Linked DNA regions of Homo sapiens: region 1 is linked to region 2. Evidence: chromatin loops called from intact Hi-C (ENCODE). Cell type or tissue: dorsolateral prefrontal cortex. All regions are shown on one strand. Links, peaks and the distances in the headings refer to the core of each region. The heading gives the core; the rest is flanking DNA.

Region 1 (9,462 bases), core at 1-8,000, 73 kb after region 2:
TTGATGACATTCATCTGAATCAGCATGTTTGGTGATGATGCCGAGTCACTAGGACTTTGGCCAAGATCTTGATGTGCAGACCCCAGGCTGTTCCATCGCTCTAATTTAAACCCTTTCTCCTTCAGGAGGTGTTGGAATTGGCCTTCTCCATCCTGTATGACCCTGATGAGACCTTAAACTTCATCGCACCTAATAAATATGAGGTGAGCAGTGTGGCGCTGCCTTAGACAACAGAGCTATTTCTGTAACTCTTCAGTTGGTGGCAGGAATGAGCAAAACAGGAAAGTCCCCTGTGGTGGGTGGCTGCAGTGTATATTGAAGCCTAGGAAGGCTTTGAGAAGAAGGTGGCATTTCAATAGGATGGGAATGTCTCAAAGGAGGAGCTGTGGTTGGGGGGGCACCCAGATGAAGCAGCAGGTATCATTACATAATGCTGGACCTGAGGTTCCTCCAGGCGCATTGGGTGGCTGCCAAGGATCTGTCACACTCTGGATTGTTTATCTGTGAGCTGGGCTCTCCACATTACTCTTCAGCAGCAGCCATAGGTTGTCATTACAAAGATAAGGTCAACTAGGAATGAGTCATTTACCTGGGACTGGGAAAATTCTCCCCTTTTCAGTTTCTCTGTGGTCAGCTACCCAAGAGAACTTGACAGATCCTTCCTCCTAGGGGCTCCTGGTCACATGTTGTAATGGATCCAGTGTGGACTTTGAAGCCAGATGGAACTGGTCCTTCTGACAAGGGCCCTGTAGTTCCATCTGCAGCACTGGAAGATACTAGATATTAAATGAGTGATTGCATTTGAGACCCTATGTGCCTGGTGAGCTCTGAGAGCCATCACTGGGAACTAGAGGTGGGACTTCTGGCAGAGGAGACACTTGGGCAGGGCCTGAGCTGCCGCTAGTGGAATTTGGTTGAGAGGAAATGAAGAACAAGCAAGTGGGGAACCAGGTGAGCAACGGTGTGGAAAAAGGAAAATGGCAGCAGAGGAAGCAGGAAGAGTCAGGGAGCGGTGGGATCAGAAGGCTTCCTGGTCACCCCCTCTTAGCATGAGACCCACCAGTTCCATTTCTTTAGTATTTACTCTTTAATATGTATTGACTGGATTATTTTTAATTTTGTTTTCGGGGGGGCGGGGCACAAAATTGAGATCCCACAGTGACTTCTGTTTGTGTCTTGCTTCTTTTCACCTAATACATATTTCCCTTCTCTCGCTTCTGATTTTGGGTAACTTCAGGTAGATGATGCCCCAGTACTCAGATCTCATTTTGCTGTATTCGTTTATTGCATTTTTAGGTTCTCCTTCATATTATTGTAAGGAGTTGTAATATAAAACCCCTTATAAAAACCAGATCTCTTGAGAAAGTGAAGGATCACCTCCTAATTTATCTTTGCTATCATTCCAAATCAGTTTTGCCTATACTGATTAGTTCCAAAAGGAACTGTTGTGAGCCCCATCAGAAAAGAGACCTTGGCAGGATCTCCTGCTGACCAGGGGTCACGATGTGACATTTTGCAACTTGCTCCCCACAGTACTGCATCTGGATTGATGGCCTCAGTGCCCTTCTGGGGAAGGACATGTCCAGTGAGCTGACCAAGAGTGACCTGGACACCCTGCTGAGCATGGAGATGAAGCTGCGGCTCCTGGACCTGGAGAACATCCAGATTCCCGAAGCCCCACCCCCCATCCCCAAGGAGCCCAGCAGCTATGACTTTGTCTATCACTATGGCTGAGCCTGGAGCCAGAAACGACGGTACCCAGGAGAAGGGATTTTGGGCCCAGGAGAAACACTTACATTCTGGTGCCTTGTCTTTTGCTTGTACAGAATCTGTAGTGATTTTGGTGGCCAGTAAATGCCAGCCATTTCTCAAACCCACCTCGGACCACCCAGAGTTTCCTCTTGGTCCCTGTCTACTAAGAGTCATGAAGGCAGGGTGCTCTGCCCACTCCATCACCATGAAGCCTGGGATTGGGCCACGAGGAACAAACAGCAGATGCCCTTGCCTTCCAGTCCAAGAAACTGCTTCTTGAAATGGATTTAACAACAGCCACTCACCTTTTCCTCCTGAGCCTGCTCTCTGATCAGCTGGATCCCCACGTGAGCAACAGCTGGCCCAGGAAAGGCTGCCTGCAGAGGACAGGTGTGTTGGGCGTGTTGAGAGCCTTGAAGTGACTACCTGTATCTTAGATCTGAGTACAAGCCTGAGGCTTTTGCTTTTGTCTTTTTTGATGAGGGCTCACTCCAGCTTCATATGGTGCCAAGACGTTGCTGCTTCTGAGGTTGGCTCTAACATCTCTGGTCTTTAGAGCCACCAGATCTCTCTGGCCCATACAGATATCAGAGCAGACGGAAATTTCTCCCTGCAAGCGCTCAGTCTCATCCCAGCAAGTCAAAGACCTCCTGGCCAAGTCCTGCCCTCTTAAGTCTCCAGGAACGCTGCAGGGAAAACCCAGCTGAGGCCTGGGCCTAGACTGTGGTGAGGTCACTAGATTCTACTGCTCTTCCCCCACATTAATACCTTTTCCTTCCTCAGAGAGAAATCTCCCCTAACCTGAATTGCAGCCCCCTCCAGTTTGCTTTCCTTTGGCCTTCCAGACCCCAGGAAGTTGGCCTTCCCTTCCTAGTGCTATGGTTTCTGCCATTGGCCATGATTTCAGGGAGCTGGCTGAGGCCGGCTGAGGCCACACCTGTGCCAGTGGGGCTTCCCTGGTGCTGCAGCACTTGTAAACCACACACACAGCCTCTCTCCCTGGACATACGTTAGCACATTGGCATTCAGTATTGGTGGCCTGGCATGGTAGGTACTACCCAATGAAGAGTGTACTATATATTTTCATTACTATAGGCCATACTTATACAGACGTGTATATATATTTATATAAGATCTACCTATCTTAGGATGGAACCTTGGGGAAAAATAAAATTGAGGGGAAGTAAAAAGTATGTAACACTTCCAGTTGTGAGCCAAGATTGTAACCAGAGAGCAGCCAGGAGCTTCCTGTCAGTAACCATGTTTTCAATAAATACTCTTTCATGTACAAACTGTGGTTCCTGTTAACAGCTGTTTGTCTGTACTTGCCCCCTGCCCAATGGTGAAGATTTCACCTTGACAAGACTTGATCTCCATGTATCTGGGAGACTCTGGAGAGCTCCAGCTGGAGCCCTTAGTCACCTTCCAAGAGTCCCTTCCTCCTCATCATTCGCTCCTCCCACACATACACACACACAGACACACACCTGCTGGTTAAGAGTGTTCACAGATTGCTGCACTGGGACGAAGCGTTTTCTGCTCAACCCTGCTGGGTACAGCAAGGTAAGGCATACTGTACACCCCCATGAACACATCCTCCCTCTTCTCCCTGCCAGGGACACAGCCAGGGAACAGCTCGAGTACTTGTGCCTTACAAAGAAGACACGCTCTTTACCCTGTGTGTTGCCTGTGCATAGTGCCCAGCCTTCCAGCTGGTGTTTTAGGCTGTTGCTCCAAACCTTGGCCTTGGTAGCTGGGAGACTTAAATGAGGGTGGTGATGAAAATAGATCTCTTGCCTCTGAGAGAGAAGGGTGTGAGGACAGGCTCTTTCAAAAGGCATAGAAAGTGCATGCAATACAAGCCTGAGGACTGAATAAAGCCAAGACCTTGGGCAGTGATGGGTACCATTGTAGGTGCTTGGTAAGCACTGAATGAACTAATGCCTGCATGATGCCAGCTGGCGGCGGTGACAGCCGCAGTTTGCATAAAACACTGCTTACACTCTGGCCTTGAGCCTTCTGTTCAGAGGGGCCAGGGATCCCAGCTGAGTCACTTGTAAGGATCCATGTTTGCAGCTGGTCTTACTGCCAGAGAGCCCAGGAGGAGGCTAGAGGAGGGCGAAAGGCACAAAACTGGGTCTGAATGTGCAACCCTAGCTTGCCCTGGCCTAATGTTCTTGACTGCAAATGCTGCCCTTTTAATCCATCCCGCAAGATGAAGAAAATCTGAACTCCCTAGGCTGGCATTTTGGGGCCACTGCAACCTGCCTCTTGGCTACTTTAACCACCACAGTTACAAACAACCTGTGAGCCCCAGGCACGGCTGGAGCTTTCTCACCCTCCTTTAGGATTCTCCCATTTCCTCTATCTGGGATGCTCTCTCCCTACTCAACCTATTGAAGTTGAGATAATTCTTAGAAAGTTTCATACAGAAAATATTTCACAAATGTTTCGTATTACTTCTGGATCGCCCAAGTTTTAAGTTGTAATGGCCCCAGCTGGCCTGAGCTCCCAGAAGAAAAAGCCCATGAGATACTTATCTTCGTGGTTCATTCCATGGTTGCCCAGCATTAGACTGGACATAAGAAAAACAATTTGTTCAGTAAAAGTAAACAAGTTACCATTTTTTGGATGCTCACTGTATGCAGAACACTAGCAGGCACCGGGGTTCCAAAGCAAGCCCCTGATTGAGCGCGGGAGAGACGCAGACAATTACACGGCTGTGCTCTGAGCCTGAGGGACTTCGCGGAGGACAAAACTACGCTGTACCTCAGAAAGACCAGACCACCTCAGAACCCGACCACAACAGACGCCCCGCCCCCGTGCTGCCCCGCCCCGCCTTTTCGCCCCGGCTCCGCCCAGCCCCTGGGTAGCTTCCGGCGGAAGTTACCGCCCGTGCCGCGGTTCGGCGGCGGCATCCGGCCTCGCACTTCCGGTGGGGAGATTCCGGCCTGGAGCTCCCAGGGCCGAGGTGAGTGGGTGTGCGGCCGGCCTCCCGGCGCACTCCCAGAGGCTGGGGGGCCGGGGCTGGAGAAGGGAAGCGGGCTCCCCACCCGGGATCTGCGCGGGTTGACATGGGGCACGCCACGCCCCTGCCCCTCCCCGGGCCTCAGTTTCGCCGTCTGTGGAGGGGGCAGGGGTCTCCAAGCGCCCTCCTGCAAGGCACCTGCCGGACGCCGGCTCATCTGGTATTTCCTGAGCACCTGCGACGTCCTGGGTGCGGGACCCGGGCCGGAATCGGACACGGCCCTGCCCTCTGAGGGGCTGCTTCCCGCGGTGGGATTGGGGCGGGCAGTAAACACGTGAGCAAACAAGGAAACGTCAGAGGTGGGAGTGCCACGAGGATTGGGAGGGGTGGGGCATTGGAGAAAGTATTCAGCCAAGCGGAGGTCTGCGGAAGGGAGCTGAAGGCAGGAAGAGCAGCAAGTAAAGAAAAACACAGGTTTGATGTGTTTGACACGTGGCAGGGGGCCGCTGTGGCGGGTGCTGGGACCAGTGGCAGAAGAATGAGGTTACAGAGGCCTTCCTTGTGGACCAGGCTGAGGAGCTGGGCTTAGCCTTAGGGCATGATCTGTTTCGTGTGCCATCTCTCTGGCTGCTTTATAGATTCCAGGCCTTAGGGGCGAAAGAGGAAACAGGGAGACCAGTTAGACCAGTGGCAGTCAGCAGGTGAAAGATAATTGTGGCTTAGACTGTGGTAGTGGGAATGGAGAGGAAGAGAAGTAGAGGGGTCAAGAAGTGTATTGAAAGTGGAACTGACAGGGCAGGATTTGAGAAATGACAGAAATAAGTGGTCAAAGATGACTTCATCATAGATTTTTGGTTTTGGCTTAAGTAACCAAGTGTATTATGCTGGCATTTACTAAATGACTTTGGGATAGATTGGGAGCGTGAGAAATAATTACGAAATCTTCTTAGGGCATCTTAAGTTTTAGATATTTGGAGTGCAGCTACCAAATAGGCAGTTAGATATATGAGTCTGATACAGAAAAGGTCAGGGCTGATGTAAAGAATTTAGAAATCATTGGCAAGTGGATTGGGTAGGATGAGATTATGTAGGGTAAGATTTAAGAGAGAAGAGAAGCCAGGTTCCAAGCTTTAGGCACCCAATTTTTATAGATTGAGTTGACAAGAAGGTGCCAGCAAAAAAGACCAATAAGGAGTCCAGAAAAGCAGAAGAAAAACCAGGAGAATGTGGTATCGTGGCACCCAAGAGAAGGTTTTTTCTAGGAGGAGGAAGTGATCCATTGTGTAAGGTAAGAATAGAGACTAAGCCGGCCCGGCACGGTGGCTCACGCCTGTAATCCCAGAACTTTGGGAGGCCAAGGCGGGCAGATCACCTGAGGCCGGGAGTTCGAGACCAGCCTGACCAACATGGAGAAACCCTGTCTCCACTAAAAATACAAAATTAGCCGGGCATGGTGGCACATGCCTGTATTCCCAGCTCCTCGGGAGCCTGAGGCGGGAGAATCACTTGAACCCGTGAGGCGGAGTTTGCGGTGAGCCGAGATCACGCCATTGCACTCCAGCCTTGAAACTCCATCTCAAAACAACAACAACAACAAAAAGAATAGAGACTAAGCCTTCGAAGGGGCAGCAGGGAGGAGGGTGTGGTGACTCATTGGAGCAGTGGAGATGGGCTGAAGTGAGAGCAGGGGGTGAAGGAGTTGGACTGGCAGTGCGGGGTCCTCTGGGGAAGTTTCACTGTTAAGGGGACCAGGAGGGGAGTAAGCCTCTACCATGAGCCAGCATTTAATGCTGTACCTGATGCCACTTTACAGTTGGAGAAACTGAGTCCAGAGGTCAAGTAACTTAGGGTCACACAGTAGTGAGTAGGGACACCAGGATTTGATTCTCAGTGTCTAACTCCAAAGCCCACACTCTTAAGCACTAAACCATGCTGCCCAAGTTACAGTTAGGAAGATGGAGGGAAGCAGGTGTGCCAGTGATGCACCAGCCAGCCTTACCTTGATGTGACTGCTGCCCCCAGCTAAGCTGCTCTCTGTGGAAAGTGGGGCAGAATATGGACTTTCCTTCCTGAGCAAATGAGATTTCAAAAAGAGTTGTTTACTCCTTTAAATCTTGTTTCCCTTATAAAATAAGGGTGGGGACCTTTTCAGTTTCACGTCTGTGTCTCCAGTGGTGGGCCTACAGGAGTGCTTGATAAATGCTCATTAAGTGCCTAGATGATCTCCAGGGACCCTTCTAGCTGAGATTTGGCTTTGTGTTTGGGCATAGGTGACCTTCTGAATCCCAATAAGAAAATAAGTTAAATTTGAGACAGTGCTTCTTGTAGGCGGGGTAGCCATAGGGACTTATTGGAGGCAGGGGAACTGGGCCAGGTCTGTGAAGGAAGGTCAGCATTTGAACAGTGGAGGGAGGGTGTTGCGGTGTTGCAGTGCTGCAGCAGGAAATGCAGCAAAAGCAGGAGCTGCAAGAAGTTGGTTAACAGAAGAGTGAACAGACTTCCCTGGCTTGGAAGCCACAGGAGGAGCCATGAGGGAAGAGTGCTCAGAAGAAAGCTCTGTTAGTGCCAGCATGTCCTGTGAGTGCCTGTCACAGGACAGGGTCAGCAGTGGTTCTCAACAGGGAGCAGGTTTGATCCTCAGGTGACATATGGCAGTGTCTAGAGACATTTCTTGGGTATCACAACTTGGGATGGGGGGAAGGATGTGACAGGTGTCTGGTGGGTATGGGCCAGGGATGTTGCTAAACATCCTGCCATGTAGAGGATGGGTCTTCTCACAAAGAATTATCTGTCCCCAAACAGCAGTAACGCCCAGGTTGAGAAACCCTGGCGTAGAGGAAACAGTGTGGGTTTTGAGATCTGTAGACGTATGTTTGAGGCCCATGCGCCCTCTTTGTTGGAGGAGCCTGATGGTGGTGGTTGCAGGAGAAGTAGAGAGAACCGTGTAGGAGACTCCTGCAGTCATTTGGGGAGAGGATGGTGGCTGAGATGGTAGTGGTGGAGTTCAGGACATGTGCTCATATTTGGGATATTTCTGAAGATAGAGCTGACGGTATTTATTGATTGAATGTGGGCTAAGGGGAAGAGAGGAATCAGATGAGCCTAAGGCTTTTGGCCTGAGCAACTAGGAGAGTAGTGGAGCCATTTGCTGGGATGGGAAGTAGGAAGAGGAGCAGGCTTGGATGAAATGGGGGTGTGGAAAACACGAGTCAGTTTCAGACACTCTAGATGTGAGTGAGATGCCTGATATTAGATATCTAAGGGAAGAAGAGGTTAGGTAGGCATTGGATATTCTTCTGGAGTTCACATGAATCAGAGCCGGGGCATATATTGGGAAGACATCAGCTTACAGAAGGCATTTGAAGGAATGAGAATGCATTAGGTCAGGTAGGAGTCTCAACTCATTGGATCTGACACCTCTTTTTTATTACAAATATTTTGTAACAGTCCCTTTTATTACCCTAAAATGAAACATATGATTAATAAAAACTGCCTACACATAATTTTTTAAAAATCAACAAATGCAGCCGGGCGCGGTGGCTCACGCCTGTAATCCCAGCACTTTGGGAGGCAAGGCGGGCGGATCACCTGAGGTTGGGAGTTCAAGACCAGCCTGACCAACATGGAGAAACCCCATCTCTACTAAAAATATAAAAAATTAGCCGGGTGTGGTGGTGCATGCCTGTAATCAGTCCCAGCTACTAGGGAGCCTGAGGCAGGAGAATCGCTTGAACCTGGGAGGCGGAGCTTGTGGTGAGCCGAGATTATACCATTGCACTCCAGCCTGGGCAACAGGAGCGAAACTTCGTCTCAAAAAAAAAATAAAATAAAATATAAATAACCATGCCCTATAACATAAAAGGAAAGTAATTGATAGTAAAACAAAATATGTTTCAATATGTAAGTTTCTGGGCACAATAGTGCTGGAAGTTGCAGTGAAGCTGTCCCTTCTGTGTGGACCCTCTAGGAGTGTGATGGCCACAGACACAGACTGACACAGCCGTGTTGTGTCGCACCTCGAAAACCACTAGTGCCATTGCTGTAGATGATGTGGTTTTTCCAGAATGGACACTTTTGGTGCCATTTTGAGACCAATTTTGACCATTTTCAGTCTCCCTTCATTGTACATAGGCGTCTTATTCTTGGAAGTGTTAGTTCACAGCAGAACCATGGAAACACTGCACTGTGTTTACATGTAAACAGAGTTACATTCTAGGTTCAGATAATTATAAGCTAATCTTTCACCTATATGGATGTCAAAGTCGTGCGGGATGCAGAGCAGTAATTGGCTATGTGGACTGCCCCTTCTTTATCCCTGCTTACTGAACGCCAGGAGCATATCCCCAAAATACCGCCACAGGTTTCCAAAGCTCCTCTGAAGACAACTGTAGCCCCAGAGATTCATTTGGACACAGCCAGCTCCCTGTTTGCCCCGGGGAGGGGAAATAGTAACAAGAGTTCCAGAGTGCAGAATGGAATGTAACTGCTCCCTTCAGAAATGTTGGGGTGGGAGATGGAGAATGTGTCTGATCGTGAAGCCTAGGAAGGCTTCGAGAAGAAGGTGGCGTTTCAATAGGATGGGAATGTCTCAAAGGAGGATCTGTGGTTGAGGGGGGCACCCAGATGAAGCAGCAGGTATCATCACATAACACTGGACCTGAGGCTCCTCCAGGCACAGACAGGTCTACCCGGCATGCTCCGGGCACTCATCAGGGTTGGCTGGATTGACAGGGAGGCTGGGA
Region 2 (16,249 bases), core at 3,251-11,250:
GTAACACAGCGAAGCTTACTGCAGGAATGCAGGGCAGTTTTACTATTCACAAATCAGTCAACATAATCCAACATACTAACTGGATACAAAAGAAAATTGATCTTACCAATCAATACAGAAAAAGCATTTCACAAAATACCCATTCATGGTTTTAAAAATGCTCAGAAAAAGAGAAATAGAGGGAATTTGTCCTAACTTGTTAAAGAGCATCTATAACAACTCCACAGCCAGCATCATACTTAACAGTGAAAGACTGAATGGTTGTACCCCTGAGAAGAGGAAAAGGGCAAGGATGACTGCTCTTACCATTATTGTTAAACAGTGTTAGAAGTTCTACCCAATGCAATAAGGTAAGAAAAGGAAATAAAAGGCATACAGATCAGAAAGGTAGTAATAAAACTGTCCCTATTCGTGGATAACATGCTTATCAAAGTAGGAAATCTCAAAGATCTACCAAAAATAAAACAAAAAACAGAAACTCCTAGAGCTGATAAGTGACTTCAGCTAGACTGCAGGAATATGTTGTATTTCTTTATACCAGCAAGGAACACATGGGCACTGAAACTTAAAATACAGTAGCACTTACAATTTATCAAAAACCAAAGTACTTAAATTTAAATCCAACAAAACATGTATGGGGCTTGCATGCTGAGAACTACTCAGGTTTAAATTGTAAGAGATAAAACTTTCAGAAAAAAAAAACAGAAAATATTTGGGATCTAGATAGTGAGGCAAAGAACTACAAAATGCTGATGAAAGAAATTTCAAAAATCTAAAAAAATGGATGAACATACTTATTTATGGATTAGAAGACTTAATATGGTAAAGCTGTCAATTCTTCCCAAGTTGATATAAGGATTTAATGCAATTCTTATTGTTACAGGGTAACTGAGTTCTACTGTAACACCTAATTGGGAAAAAAGGCAAGCAGGTTTTATTCCTGGCCAGGAATGGAGGAGGGAGCTCTTTCTCTAAAGACTCCTTCTCCCTGAGATATGAGAAGCTGGGGGATTTTAAGGAGTTAGATGTGGGGCAGGGAGGTACGTAAACATGTATGGGGAGGAACTCCAGATGTGCAGGTGCAGATCATGAACATGCTTCTTCATATAATGTATATTCAGAAAATGGCAGCAATTATCTTCTATGGGTGAGGTTTTAGCATTATGATGATATGTTAATGATCTAAAGGTAACACGGGGTCGCTGGTTCAGGTTTGTCCCGGTTTCACACAGGCCTTATCTTCCTCTGATAATTGGCAAAGGGTCCTGCAGCTCCCGGGCCATCTGGAGTTCTTTTAAGCAAGCTTACCTATAGATAAAGAAATAGAAAAAATTTAAGAAAAAAAATGAGTTTTTTCAGTTATCTACTGTTTAAGAAAATAATGAGCTTTTTCGGCTGTATCTCTGGGGCTGCCCTAGTAACACTATCAAAATCTCAGCAGGATTTTTTGTAGATACAGGCAACATCATCTGAAAGTTTGTATGGAAAGGCAAAGGCACTGGAATAGCTAACATAATTTTGAAAAAGAATAATAAAATGGGAGGAATCGGTTTCCAGTAATCAAGACTATGTGGTATTGGAGGATGGATAGACACATAGATCAATGGAATATAACAAAGAATCCAGAAATAGACCCACACAAATATGTCCAACTGACATTTTACAAAAGTGCAAAAGCAATTCAGTGGACAAAGGATAGTCTTTTCAACAAAAAAGGTGGTGCTGGAACAGTAAGACATCTATGAGCAAAAAAAGAAAAAAGAAGGAAGAAGAAGAAAGAAAAGAAAGAGAGAAAGAACAGAACTTCACCCTAGGTCTCACACCTTACATTAAAATTAACTTGAAATCAATCTCAGATTTAAATTATAAGAGATAAAACTTTCAAAAAAAATAAGAGAAAATATTTGGGATCTAGATAGTGAGGCAAAGAATTGACAACAAAAGCACAATCCATAAAAGGAAACATTGAACTTCATCAAATTAAAATTTTTGTGCTTCAGAAGACCTTGCTACAAGGATGAAAAGACAAGCTACACACTGGGAGAAAATATTTGCAAACCATTCATATAACAAAGAACTAGTACCTAAAATGTACCAGTACTTTGTTGTATAAATGGTTTGCAAATATTATTATATATCCTCTGATATAAGGAATTCTCAAACCTTAACAGAAAAAAAAAATCAAATTAGAAAATGGGCAAAAGACATTTTATCAAAAAAGATATATAGATAGTAAGTAAGCACATGAAAAGATGTTTAACATCCATTAGAGAAGTGCAAATTAAAAACACAATGAGCTATAACTGCATCCCCATCAGAATGACTAAAATAAAAAATAGTGACAACACCAAATGCTGGTGAGGATGTGGAGAAACGAGACCATCGTACATTGCTAATGAAAATGTAAAATGGTACCGCCACTCTGGAAAACAGTTTGACAATTTCTTTAAAAACTACGCAACTACAACCATAAGAACCAGCAATTTCAATCTTGGGCATTTATCCCAGAGAAATGAAAATTTGTGTTCACTCTAAAAAATAGACATGGATGTACCTAACAGCTTTATTTGTAATAACCCAAAACTGAAAACAATCTAGATGCCCTTCACTGGGTTAAACAAACTGTGGTGCGTGGATACCATAGAATGCCACTCAGTGATCAAAAGGAATGAGCTACTGATACATGCAACAGCCTGGATGAATCGCCAGAGAATTGTGCTGAGTCAAAAAAGTTACATACTGTATTGGTGCTCAAGGGCTCAGGAGGGTCTCCAGATGCCAGTAAGGCCCCAGCTCCAGCTGGTGTCCAGATTATTGGCACCATCACAAGAAAGAGCTCAGGGATGAGTCAGAATAAGGCCAAAGGCAAGAAGCTTTTATTGCAAATTGAAAGTACACACTTAAGAGAGAAGTGTGAGCCTGCTTGAGAGAATAAGTCACAAGTAATGGAGTTTGGGTGTCTAATTTTATGAGTGTTTCTTTAATTAAGGGGTGGAATATCCTGGAAAAGGAGGGGATTTCAGGGATACACCCCCCCACTCCAGTTATTACCCTCTTTCTGCCTTACTTGGTTTTGCCTGGAAGAGTCATGGACATTGTCACCCTGACCAGAGTTTTAGCCATTTTCTTTCCCTTATTTTGGGTTTTCTGTTATGCCATGGTTTCTTTGCCTAGTTCTTGTTTCTTTGACTGATTCCTTCCTTCCTTCCTTCTTTCCTTCCTTTCTTTCTTTCTTTCTCCCTCTCTTTCTTTCTTTCTTTCTTTCTTTCTTTCTTTCTTTCTTTCTTTCTTTCTTTCTTTCTCTCTCTCTCTTTCTTTCTTTCTTTCTTTCTTCTCTTTCCTTCCTTTTTTTTTTTTAAACAGAATCTCACTCTGTTGCCCAGGCTGGAGTGCAGTGGCATGATCTCAGCTCACTGCAACTGCCGCCTCACAGGTTCAAGCGATTCTCCTGCCTCAGCCTCCTGAGTAGCTGAGACTACAGGTACCCACCACCACGCCCGGCTAATTTTTGTATTTTTAGTAGGGGCAGGGGTTTCATCATGTTGGCCAGGCTGGTCTCGAACCCCTGACCTCAAGTGATCTGTCCGCCTCTGCCCCCAAAGTGCTGGGATTACAGGCATAAGCCACCGCACCCTGCCTTTGGCTAGTTCTTTTTTGAGTTTTTCCATCCTCCTGCGACCACCCAGTGCTGTTCCCATCTCAGTATCATTCTGTTTATATAGCATTCTTGAAATGACAAAATTTTACAAATGGAGAACAGATAAGTTGTTGCAGGAGCTAAAGAGGGGGTGTGATTGGAAGGAAGGGAGGGTGGCTACAACAGGGCACCATGAGGGATGCTGGTGCTGATTGACATGTTCTGTATCCTGACTGTATCATTGTCAATATCTTGGCTGTGATATTGTTTTGCAAGATGTTACCACTGGAGCATACTGGGTTAAGGGTACACAGGATCTCCCTGTATCATTTCATACAAATGCATGTGAATCTACAATTATCTAAAAATGAAATTTAATATATTAAAAAGGGATCTTGGCAATGATCCACGCACAATGTGGGTTAGCTGTTACTACTGGGATGGAGAAGGGAAGAGGAAAAGAAAAGAAATAAATCACCTACAGCACTGAGGCATCTACCTTATGTTTGTAGTGAATACAGATTTTCAAAATCATGGCCCCCCAAAATGACTTTCCACAACATGACTTTCCTTTTTATCACTGAGTGGTATTCCCCAGTGCGTGTGCACCACTTCGTTTAACCAACCATTTGCCCAGTGAAGGACATCTAGATTGTTTCAGTTTTGGCTGTTACAAATAAAGCTGCTATGGACACTCATGTCCATCTTTTGGAGTGAACATAAATTTTCATTTCTCTGGGATACATGTCTAGGAGTGCAATTGGTGTGGTATTTTCCATTATTCCTTTAAATCTGTACAATAGGGCTAGCCCTCGCCCTGCACCTGGATGGGACCTCAGGCAGGCAGTCCCCATAACCTCTATGATTGCTCTTAGGTAATAAACAACTAGTAGCTAGTTATGCAAGCAGCTGCATGTCTGACTCTGCATCCTCATTCTGCTTTATGAAGAAGGCCTAATCTAGTCCCATACTGATAAACTAAATCAAATTCAGAGACTTCTGAGTCTTTTCAGATGGAGAACTCAGACACAGTCAGAATTGTTTTTTCTCCTTTCACCTCCTCCTCTTTAGGATGAATGCTGAACTTGGGGGACGGAGGGGTGCACAGATGCACTGCTGAGGCAGTGGTGGGGAGAGAATGCTGTTTCTCCATCCCATCTTGGTAGAGATTGTCTCAATAATTATCTTGCCTCCTGCTCCTGGGAGAAACTGGTCCTTGGCACTGGTGTTGCATGGGGTTCCATGGATACTACTCGCGTGGACCCTAGGCACTGACTTAGTGCACCTTAGCCCACTAGGGTGCTCATCCATGGCGAGGAACCACATCACCCACTGCTTCCCAGCAAGGCTGTCCCAGCCATGTCCTGACCAAACATGACTCATGGTACTCATGGTATAAAATTATAAAGCAGCTTTATTTTTATTTTCCACTGTCCCTTTAAATCTGTTCTATAGGGCTAGTTCTTCCCTTGCCCCTGGATGAGACCTCAGGCTGTCTTCATAATGTCTCCGGTTGCTCACAGGTAATAAACAACTAGCAGCTAGTCACGCAGGCCCCTGTACACTGAGTGAGGAGACCTCCGTGTGTTTCCTGTGTCACTGCTTGCTCCCTAGGGGAGAGACTGGCTTATTTGCTGCTTGCCACAGTGTTTGCTGCTTTCTCAAAGTATGCTGAACCTTTGGCCTTGAGTTCCACAGCTTCACGGCAGCCCATGGAGTGGGTAGCATCCATCCGAGCCCATGGCGTCGCCTGTGGGACCTGAGGGCAGGGAAACCAGCGCAGCTCTGCAGATGCACATGCTGCTTGCTGCGCTTGGAGTGAGAAACTGTCTTGCTCTCATCCGTTGCCTGCCTTGGGGACCTCTAGAGCCATGGCAGGTTTACTCCTGGCCATCCTCAGTGAGCCTGGGGCTCTTTCCTAACACCCTGTCTACACTGCACCAAGAGGAAGGAGCAGCTCCCTAGGGGAACCAACCCTCCTGAGCCATGCGAGTTAGACTCACAGGACCCTGGTTCCAATTCCTCATGTGTGGTTTAGTCTTACCTGAGTATCTCTTTCTTTTATTTCCAACTTTTATTTTAAGTTCAGGGGTACAGGTGCAGGATGTGCAGGTTTGTTACATAGGTAAATATGTGCCGTGGTGGTTTGCTGCATAGAGCATCCCATCACCCAGGTATTAAGCCCATCATCCATTAGCTATTCTTCCTGATGCTCTCCTTCTTCCCACCTCTGCCCTTTGACCCCCACCCCAGTGTGTGTTTTTCCCCTCCATGCGTCCATGTGTTCTCATCACTTAGCTTCCACTTATAAGTGAGAACATGCAGTATTTGGTTTTCTGTTCCTGCGTTAGTTTGCTAAGGATAATGGCCTCCAGCTCCATCCATGTCCCTGCAAAGGACAGGATCTTGTTCCTTTTTATGGCTACATAATCCATGGTGTATATGTACCACATTTTCTTTAACCTCTACAATTGATGGGAATTTACTGGGGAAGCATCAAGATTTTCTTCTGCCACTTCTGCCTCTGTTTCTACAGAGCCTCAGTTTTTTTCTCAGTCTTTGTGGAACAGCCCTTTGCAAAAAGCCAGCACCGCAAGACTTAACCCAAGTCATTCTCACTCCTCTTCTGCTCCAACTTCTAGGAGAAAAGGGAAATCATCAGGTGATAATGCCCTAAATATCCCAAACTTCTACCCTACTCCTACCTGCCCCTCATCTTCCTTTCTGTCTCAGAGGCCAGGGAGGGGACTCCCCTCTAAAGCCAGTAAGAACCTGGCTTGGGAACTCCAGAGGAGGGGACTGTGGGCTTTGGAGTCAGAGAAAAGTGACTCTGAATGCCATTGTGACTTCTCACCACTGTGTGGTTCTGACCCAGTTATTAAACTTTGCTGGGCCACAAACCCAAGCCTAGCTCTCAGTGCACGGCCTGTGATGGATGCTGGGCAAACAGCTGCTAAATGAATGGGCTGCATTCAATTTATTGGAGGATGTTCCTGAAATGCCCAGCAGAGAGCTCTAGTTGCACAGAAAAGACTCTGCCACTTCTCTGCCTGGGTTGAAAGCTCTCTGCCTGCCAACCCCTTTGCCTCATTTCGGGCTCCCATTTTCATGAACCTACATCAATGCATAGCTCTGGCGAAACACTTTTTTGCAGTTATGTGTGTCACTACGCTTCCATCAAAGAGTCAAATCAGATAGCTTTACATTTTCATTACAATACTGCTTTTTCCCTGCCTACTTGGATTTTTTTCTGATGGGAATAAGTCATGATTTCTCAACAGGTCAAGAGAGCCCCCACAGGAATGAACATTGGTTCTTAGGATGCCCCCAACATCTTAGCTGTTACGTCTATTTGTGGCCCTCCAGGAGACCACAGTACGTAAACAGACACACAGTATATCTGCAGTATTTTATATATATATATATATTTTTTTTTTTTTTTTTTTTTTTTGAGACAGAGTCTCGCTCTGTCACCCAGGCTGGAGTGCAGCAGCGCCATCTTAGCTCACTGCAAGCTCCGCCTCCCAGGTTCATGCCATTCTCCTGCCTCAGCCTCCCAAGTAGCTGCAACTACAGGCACCCGCCACCACGCCCAGCTAATTTTTTGTATTTTTAGTAGAGACAGGGTTTCACCGTGTTAGCCAGGATGGTCTCGATCTCCTGACCTCATGATCCACCCACCTCGGCCTCCCAAAGTGCTGGGATTACAGGCGTGAGCCACCACACCTGGCCAGTATTATATTTTCATGGGGAGGTGGACAATTAAAAAAAAATGTAAAATGGTTCCTTGGAGGAGCTATAAGTTTAAAAATAAGCGTTGAGCAACACTGAAATGAGGGAAGATGAATCAAGAGAAGATACCATCATTGTCACACACTTGGAGTTAGGGACACATAAGTCTTTCCTGGAACGTGGGGTACGCATGACACTGTCCAACCTCAGCAGTTCTAACTGCAGGTCCTGTCATTGTTTAAAACATCCCACGCACCTCACCCCCACCCCAGGGAGAACTTAAGTTCCAGTGCTCTGCTCTCATCAACCCCAGAGTTTCCTCTTGCTCCTTCATACTCCCTCCCTCCCATCCCCCAATCCCCAAGGAACCACTGATCTGTTTTGTGTCACTCTAGATTAGTGAGCATTTTCTAGAGGGTGTTATATAAGTGGAATCATAGCCCAATTTATTCTTTCATTCACTTGGTGGATATTTGGGTTGTGTCCAGCTTGGGGCTGTCGTGAATAAAGCTGCTATGACTATGAATGTATAAGTTTTTGTATGGACATATGTGCTCACTTCTCTTTTTTTATTATTGGTTTTTTAGAGACAGGATCTCACTCTGTTGCCCAGGCAGGAACGCAGTGATGGGGTCACAGCTCACTGCAGCCTCAACCTCCAGGGCTCAAATGATCCTCCTACCTCAGCCTCCCAAGTAGCTGGAACTACGGGTGTAGATCACCACATCTGATTAATTTTTTAAAATTATTTCTCTTGAGTGAGTACCTAGGAGTAGAATCACTGGGTTTTATGGCAAGCGTTTGTTTGACTTTTTAACAAAGGGGCTGATTAAAGTCTCTTTCCCCAGGCAGTGGGGCCTCTCTGGGGGAGGGAGCCACTTTCTGTAATTCAAAAGGATTCTTTCCTAGGAAGACTTCTTAAGAGATGTCAAATATTCATATCCATCCTTCAGAGAGCAGGGAGTTGACAACCACATCCAGTTAGGCCAAGACAATTTTCTGGAACATCTCTCCAGAGGATGGAAAACACATATTACATATGTAATCTCTGGCATGACAGAATATATTTGCTATAATATAAAAATGTGAAAAATACATTAAAGTATTGTAGGAGAGGAAAAATTTTACCTTACCCTTTTAGAGTTCTTTTCTAACTGGGCCTGAAAATGAAATTGACATGAGACAGATCAACAGGAGAAAAGCACACACAGTTATTTAATGCAAGTTTTACCTGCACAGGAGCCTTCATAAGGAAACAAAGGCCCAAAGACGCTGTTAGAGATGAATGCTTATAAACTGAAATGGACAAAGTATCATAAGTCATGAAAGTGGGACGAGGCAAAGGTACTGGGGCTAGGGTCATTGATCAGGTGGAGAAGTGACTAGGAAGATAGGAATTAGTTGAACCGGGTCTGTGTGTAAAGGTTTCCCACGACCTCACCTTCCTGTCCTTGATAAGAATGTTACTTTCTTTCTGTTAAAGGGAGGGCATCTTTCACATGGGAATTTTATGTCCTGCTTTTAAGTAACAGAAGGAAGATCAAGGCAATCTTCTTGTACCTGCTGTTTTTCAAGTGCCTTTAACTCAAAATAGTCACTATGCCAGAGTGGCATATTTTTAACTCCTTCAGTATAAAGAATAAAGTTAGGCAGGGCGTGGTGGCTCATGTCTGTAATCCCAGCACTTTGGGAGGCCGAGGCAGGTAGATACCCTGAGGTCAGGAGTTTGAGACCAGCCTGGGCAACATGGTGAAATCCCGCCTCTACTAAAAATACAAAAATTAGCCAAGCATGGTGGTGTGCATCTGTAGTCCCAGCTACTTGGGAGGCTGAGGCAGGAGAATCACTTGAACCAAGGAGGCAGAGGTTGCAGTGAGTTGAGATCGTGCCACTGCACTCCAGCCTGGGCAACAGAGTGAAACTCTGTCTTAAAAAACAAACAAACAAAAAAGGATAAAGTTAAATGGCCCATAATATTGCCACAGAGAGGTAGGTATGGCTGACAGTCTGCTGTATGCCTAGAGAGTCTTTTTCTTGTGCATATTATACATAGAAATGTCTGACCACTAAGATACACATTTTCTACAATTTAACATTCCTGGTCAGGTAGTTGAGGGTGATCACTCCTCAAAAAAAAGTCACACTCCTTCACTTAGTTTCCAGACCAGAACCAGTTTTAGTGTTTAAAGCACATGAATTGAAGGAGAGGCTGGCTTCCTAGGAGGACCCTGTGATGCCATGACAGATGGCCACACGCTGGAGAAAGAGGAACACTCAAACATCGAGAACTATTGGCACAGGGTCCAGATTGACATTTACCCAGGAACCCAAAGCATCATCGTAGCCTCCCTATTAAATCGAGGGCATATGAAGGGCAGGAAATAAATGGGATCCTGGCCGAAGTCTGGGTTACAGCGGGTTCACTAGACCCATGGGCCAACCCCATGGCCATCTCCCCAGTCCCCAATTGGAATAGACATGTTGGCAATTGGCACAGCTCCCATGCTGGTCCCTTGGCCCATGGGGTAGGAGCTATCAGAGTAAAGAAGACCAGTGGAAGCCTCTGAAATAGCCCCCAACACCCCAACCCAACCAAATGAGTACACTTTTTAAAATGTCACATCCATCCAAAGAGGAATATTAGAGACCAGAGCCATCCTTAAAAACCTAAATGATGCTGAGGTGGCAGTCCACTCATAGCTTGTGTAATTCACCAGTCTTGCCCCTGCAAAACCCAGACATATTCTGGAGGATAACAGTGGACTACTGCAAACTCTGCCAAACAGTGGCCTCAATGCAGCTTCTGTGCCATGTGTGGTACCTCTGCTAGAGCAGATGAGCACAGCCTTGGGCACCTGGCATGCAGCCATCAATGCAGCTAATGTGTTCTTTTCCATCCCTATCAAAAAAACAGTATCAGAAGCAGTTCACATTTGGTGGAGTGGACAACAGTACACATACACAGTCTTTCCCAGGGGTTATCTCAACTGTTTGGTGCTGTCATGACATAATATGAAGAGGCCTGAACTGGCTGGACATCCACAGAATATCACACTGGTCCCCTCTATTGATGACATATGCTAATTGGACCGGGTGAAGTGGCTAGAACATGTAGGACTTGGTAAGACACAAGCACTTCAGAGGGTACAAGACTAAACTCTTCAAAAGTGCAAGGACTTCCAAATAGGTTAAAAAATTGAGTTCCATGTTCTGAAGCATGCTAGAACGTTCCCTCAAAAGTAAGGGCAAAACTTTTCTATCTTTCATCTCCCATCACCACCAAGAAGAAAGTGCCATGCCTATAGACTTCTTTGGGTTCTAGAGGCAGCACATTCCAAACATGAGAATACTGCTCTGATCCAAATATCTGGTAAAAGGAAAAGCTGCTGCCTTTGAGAGGCACCAAGAGTAGAAAAGAGCTCTGCAGCAGGTCCAGCCTGCAAAGCAGGTATCCTTGAAGCTTTGGCCACATGACCTAGCAGGCCCTATGGTATTAGAGATATTGGTGGTCAGAAAAGACATTGAATAAAGTATATGGCAAGTCTCACTGGGAAAATCACAACTCAGATCCCCAGGGTTCTGGAGCAAGTCATGTCATCTGCATCAGAGAATTACACACTCTTTGATATATAGCTCTGTATTAGAGTTATCCAGAGAGACAGAATCAATAGGATCAATCTTTCTAGATCAATAAATCAATTTAGAAAGAGATAGATGTATTAAGGGAATTGGCTCACATGCTCATGGAGGCTGAGAAGTCCCACAACAGGCCTTCTGCTGGAACTGCTGGGTTGCTAGTAGCATGGCTGCCCAAAAGCCTCAGAACCAGGAAGTTGCTGATATAATTATTAGTCTGAGGCCAAAGGCTTGAGGATCCAGGGGGCTGCTGTTGTAAGTCCAGAGACTGCTGTTAAGTCCAGAGTCTGGAAAGCCTGGAGAGCCTGGAGTTCCGATGTCCAAAGGCAGGAGAAAAAAGTGTGTTCCAGCTCCAGGAGAGAGAAGAAGAGAGGGAGGGAGAGAGAGAGAGAGAGAGAAAATTGTTTTGTTTTGTTTTGTTTCTGCCTTTTTTGTTCTATGCGGGTGCCAGCTGATTGGATGGTGCCTGCCCATAATGAGGGCAGATCTCCTCCTCTCAGTCCACAAAGTCCCAGGCCACTGTCCTCTGGAAACACCCTCACGGACACACCCAGAAGTGATGCTTTACAAGTTCTCTAGCTATTCCTTAACCCAGTCCGGTTGACACCTAAAATTAACCATCACAAGCTCCTGAGGGCTACTTGGCCCCGGAGGGAGGGAACACCCGATCACGGGAAAGCAAACGATTGTGCAGCCAAAACTATCCACAATGAGTCAGATATTTGTCAGATCAACCAAGTCATAAGATCAGGTGGGCCCAGCAGCATGCCAGAATAGAAGTGGGACATGGAGGATTGAGCAGAAGGAGGACCAGATGGCATAAGCGAGCTGCGTGAGCAGGTAACCAGACCCCCATCTCATCCACCTGTTGTCTTGCTCTCAGCTCATACTGATGGCTGCATGGGGTGGAGAGAAGGGTCCTTTATGACCAGCCAACAGAGGAGGAAGGAGCCTGAGCTTGGTATATGGATCAGGTGCCCAGTTTTGATGGTAAATGGACACGTACATCCATCATGGCCTCATACATGAGAGGCATGGTGACCAAGAAGGGCTCAGATCGCTTAGGAATGAAGGTTGGGGTCACACCATCAGGTAAGCTACCAAGCCCAGCAGAGGTGCTGAGGGTGAGGGAAGCTGGAAAAGGGTAGAGGTTTTCTGAGCAGCTGCCTATATCGGCAGCTCTCTGCTGCAAGGAAAATTAAATTTCTTACATATTTAAACCACTGTAAGTTGGGTTTCTGTTACACCAATTCTGACTGATATAGTATTTCTAACAACAGCATATGGCTGGTTTTTGTTCTTCAATCCTATTTAATGAACTTTGAGTTTTAATGGGAGAATTCGGCTCATTTGAGGTTTGTGTAAACCTGGATATAATTTATTTCATTTCTTCCATTTTAACTCAGGTTCACTATTTATTTTACTTTGTCCTTTCTCTCTTTTTCTTGTTTTTGATGGCTTGGTAACATGGCCATTTATTAGATTTTTTTTTTCTTGTAGATTTTTTTCTTTTAGATTTTCTTATAGATTCTTATAGGTTTCTTAGAGAAGCGCTATACTTTTCCATGCCATGAGTGGTTATCTGTATTTTTTTCACATTCAGAATAAAATACACAATTGCAATTATATAATCCTCCATTATGTGAGAAAAGCATCTATTTCCCCACATTAAAGAGACCTATTTGTAGTATTTTTCTATATCCTCAGCCCGCAAAGATATTGAAACACTTTTACCTTCCATCTTCTTCCACCCCTTCCCTAAATACTAGGCTGAGATCCTTCAGGACTTACAGTCTGACATTACTATTAGTCTTTCTTTTAGGATTCCTCTTCTCTCAGAAATCTGTAGATATACTTACAGCATAGTTTGCTTCCACGGATGCAGATGAGAAGTCAAATGACATCTCATTGTTTCTTTGTAAGTTACTTATTTTCCCTCTCTAGAAATGAGTAAGCTTTTATATTAACACTTGAGATTTCAGTCATTGTTTTCAGGACATGGCTAAAGATGAGTATTATTTTGTGTAAGTTCTGTTTGGAATTCAGTGGGTCCTTCAAATCTCAGATCAAGTCTTTATTGGAAAATTTTCAAGGACAATTTCCTCTATTATTTGTTTAATTATTGCCTGTCTTCCATCTGCTTTATTTTACAAATTTCTATTATCCTAATAATAATAATTCCAACATAGAATAATCCAAATATGCAAGTATTTGATTGCCTGCATCATTTCCTCAAACTGTTTATTTCACCTCATAATTTTCCTCTCTTTGCATTTTTGATTTGTGTTTTGTTTCATTACTCCATTTGGCATTCTAGGTCAGGTTTCAACAGTGACTCTGCAATCCTTTGATTCATCTCTTGAAATTTTTAGTCTGAAAATGAGATTCTTTAGATCCAGAACATGTGTGTGTGTGCATGTGTGTGTGTGTGCATGTGTGTGTGTGCATGCGTGTGTGCGTGTGCATGCATGTGTGTATGTGTGCATGCATGTGTGTGCGCGTGTGTGCATGCGTGTGTGTATGCGTGCGTTTATGCACACTGTATTTGTGGTTCCTTACGTGTTGTTGTTATCATTGTTTTTGGTTCAGGCTGTCCTCTCTCTCCCCCAGAAGGTTTGTAGCTGTTGTTCTCTGCAATATGCTGGTTCTTTCACTTTCTCACTTCTGGGTCCCCCAGGATGGGTTGGTATTTTCCTTTGCTGACCCACTGGGGCCCATGTTCAGCTGCTGGGGATCTAGAGCAAGGCCAGTCTCTCGAGTAATGGATGTTGCAACAGTCTTTGACTTGCTGGGTCCGCTGGCAAGTGGTTGGTCCCAAAAGGTCTCCCTCTGCCCGCTAGTCTCTTCAGCTGCAAAGACTGGCATTTTCCCAGTTGAGGAGAGGATTTAGCACTTTTGTTCTCCCCCACAGCTTTGTATGAGCTGGAACAATGAGACCATAGAGTGCTCACGGGGGCAGCTGCAGCCTCTCCCTTGGGAGGTCCTTGGATTTCCGTAGGTCAAGTGTTCCCGATTTCACTTTTCTTCTGACCATTACTCCTGGGCTCTGCACCTCCAGTCCCCGGGCTGTCGTGGGGCTCAGAAGCAGAAACTTGCTCTGCCAACTCCCTTCTTCTGGACCCCAGAGATGCACTAGATCTCTAAACCCCAGAAGCTGCTTGGCTCACAAAAGGTTCAGTAGCTGGTTTTAAATTGAAGGATGAAGGCAGCACAGATGTATTCAACAACCATCCCCGCAGAATTCTCAGAGGAAATTCCACTATATTCTAAATGGCAGAAATGTGTTCACAGACCACAATGCAATAAAACTAGAAATCGCCAAAGAATAGCCAAACAAACAAAAACCTCATTACCAACAAAACCCCTATAGACATGAATATTCAAAACCTACTCTTTTAACTATCTATTGGGTTCAAAAGAAAAATTAAAGTAGAAATTATAAATTATTTCTAATGAATAACAATGAGGGCACAAAAAATAAAAAATCTGTGAACTATGACCGAAGAAGCATTCAAAGGAAGATATACAGGCATATCTCAGAGATAATGCAACTTCAGTATCAGACCACTACAATAAAGCTAATATTGCAATTAAGTGAGTCATATGAATTTTTTGGTTTCCCAGTGCATATAAAAGTTATGTTTCCTCTATACTGTCATCAATTAAGTGGGCAATAGCATTATGTCTATAAATGTACATACCTTAATTTTAAAATACTTTATTGCTAAAAAATATTGATGATCATCTGAGCTTTCAGTGAGTCGTAATCTTTTTGCTGGTGGGAGGGTCTTACCTCAGTGTTGATGGCTACTGACTGATGTGAGTGGTAGTTTGCTGAAGTTCGGGGTGACTGTGGCAATTTCTTAAAATAAAACAACAATGAAGTTGGCTGCATCAATCAACTCTTCCTTTCATGAAAGCTTTCTTTGTAGCATGTGATGCTGTTTGATAGCATTTATCCCACAGTAGAACGTTCAAAATTGGAGTCAATCCTCTCAAACCCTGCAGTTGCTTTATCAACTAAATTTATGTAATATTCTAAATCCTTTGTCGTCATTTTAACGATGTTGATAGACTCTTCCCCAGAAGTAGTTGCCATCTCAATAAATTGCTCTCTTTGAGCATTCATAAAAAGTAACTCCACACTCATTAAAGTCTTCTCATGAGATTGCAGCAGTTCAGGCACACCTTCAGGCTCCACTTCTAATTCTAGTTGTCTTGCTATTTCTATCACATCTGCAGTTACTTCCTCCACCGAAGCCTTGAGTCTCTCAAAGTTATCCATAAAAGTTGGAATCAACTTCTTCTAAATTATTATTAATGTTGATATTTTGACCTCTTCTCCTGAATCACAAGCATTCTTGATGTAATCTAGAATAGTAAGTTCTTTCTAGGAGGTTTTCAATGTATTTTTCCCAGACCTATCAGAGGAATTACTATTTATGGCAGCTATAGCCTTACAAAATGTATTTCTTAAATAATAAGACTTGAAAGTCAAAGTTACTCTTTGATCCATGGGCTACAGAATGGATACTGTGTTAGCAGGGATAGGAACAACATTTGTCTCCTTGTACATCTTCATCAGAGTTTCTGAGTGACCTGGTGTTTTGTCGATGAGCAGTAATATTTTGAAAGGAATCTTTTTTATTCTGAGCACAGTTCTCAACAGTGGGCTTAAAATAATCAGTAAACCTTGCTATAAGCAGATGTGCTGTCATCCAGGCTTTGTTGTTACATTTATGGAGCACAGGCCAAAGAGATGTAACATAATTCTAAAGGGCTCTAAGACTTGAGAAATGGGAAATATGCATTGGCTTCAACTTAAAGTCACCAACTACCTTAGCTACTAACAAGAGAGTCAGCCTATCATTTGAAGCTTTGAAGCCAAGCATTGACTTCTCTCTATCTGCGAAAGTCCTTAATGGCATCATCTCCCAATAGAAGGCTGTTTTGTCTACATTGAAGATCTGTTTTTTAGTGTAGCCACCTTCATCAGTGATCTTAGCTAGATCTTCTGGAGAACTTGCTGCAGCTTCTCCATCAGCACTTGCTGCTTCACTTTGCATTTTTATGCTATAGAGATGGCTTCTTTCCTTAACCCTCATAAACCAACCTCTGATAACTTCAAACTTTTCTTCTGCAGCTTCTTCACCTCTCTGTCTTCATAGAATTGAAGAGAGTTAGGGGCTTGCTCTGGATTCGGTTTCGGTTTATGGGAATGTTGCAGCTGGTTTGATCTTCTAT

What was found. Hi-C counts contacts between places; a loop is a spot of excess contacts. Peaks named below come from ENCODE experiments on the same cell type or tissue, not always from the same donor. Only the 100,000 strongest peaks of a DNase experiment are listed, where the experiment ranks them.
Region 1: a loop joins it to region 2, with 3 times the contacts of the local background. A loop is called at or near these places in 2 of 110 quality-filtered maps.

Annotation. Positions count from the first base shown.
Region 1 is chr20:46,359,632-46,369,093 of GRCh38, reverse strand. It overlaps SLC35H1 (solute carrier family 35 member H1), which reads left to right and starts at 4,669. Exons shown (of 10, transcript NM_015945.12): 1 at 4,669-4,723. It overlaps ELMO2 (engulfment and cell motility 2), which reads left to right. Exons shown (of 22, transcript NM_133171.5): 21 at 126-203; 22 at 1,534-3,044. The coding sequence ends at 1,734. LOC124904917 (a long non-coding RNA gene) reads right to left here and starts at 4,555. Exons shown (of 3, transcript XR_007067614.1): 1 at 4,374-4,555. RefSeq lists an enhancer at 275-504 and a silencer at 4,529-4,948. In dorsolateral prefrontal cortex, for the core only: CTCF peaks have their summits at 4,445 and 4,655; DNase peaks (open chromatin) are centred at 3,403, 3,733, 4,623 and 5,083; H3K4me3 peaks cover 3,171 bases; H3K27ac peaks cover 4,508 bases.
Region 2 is chr20:46,428,742-46,444,990 of GRCh38, reverse strand. LOC105372633 (a long non-coding RNA gene) reads right to left here. Exons shown (of 4, transcript NR_146919.1): 3 at 11,107-11,355; 4 at 20-1,308. Among named protein-coding and RNA genes, the nearest start is that of ELMO2, 30 kb to the right of the region's middle. RefSeq lists an enhancer at 6,683-6,742. In dorsolateral prefrontal cortex, for the core only: CTCF peaks have their summits at 6,449 and 6,650; a DNase peak (open chromatin) is centred at 6,640; H3K27ac peaks cover 588 bases.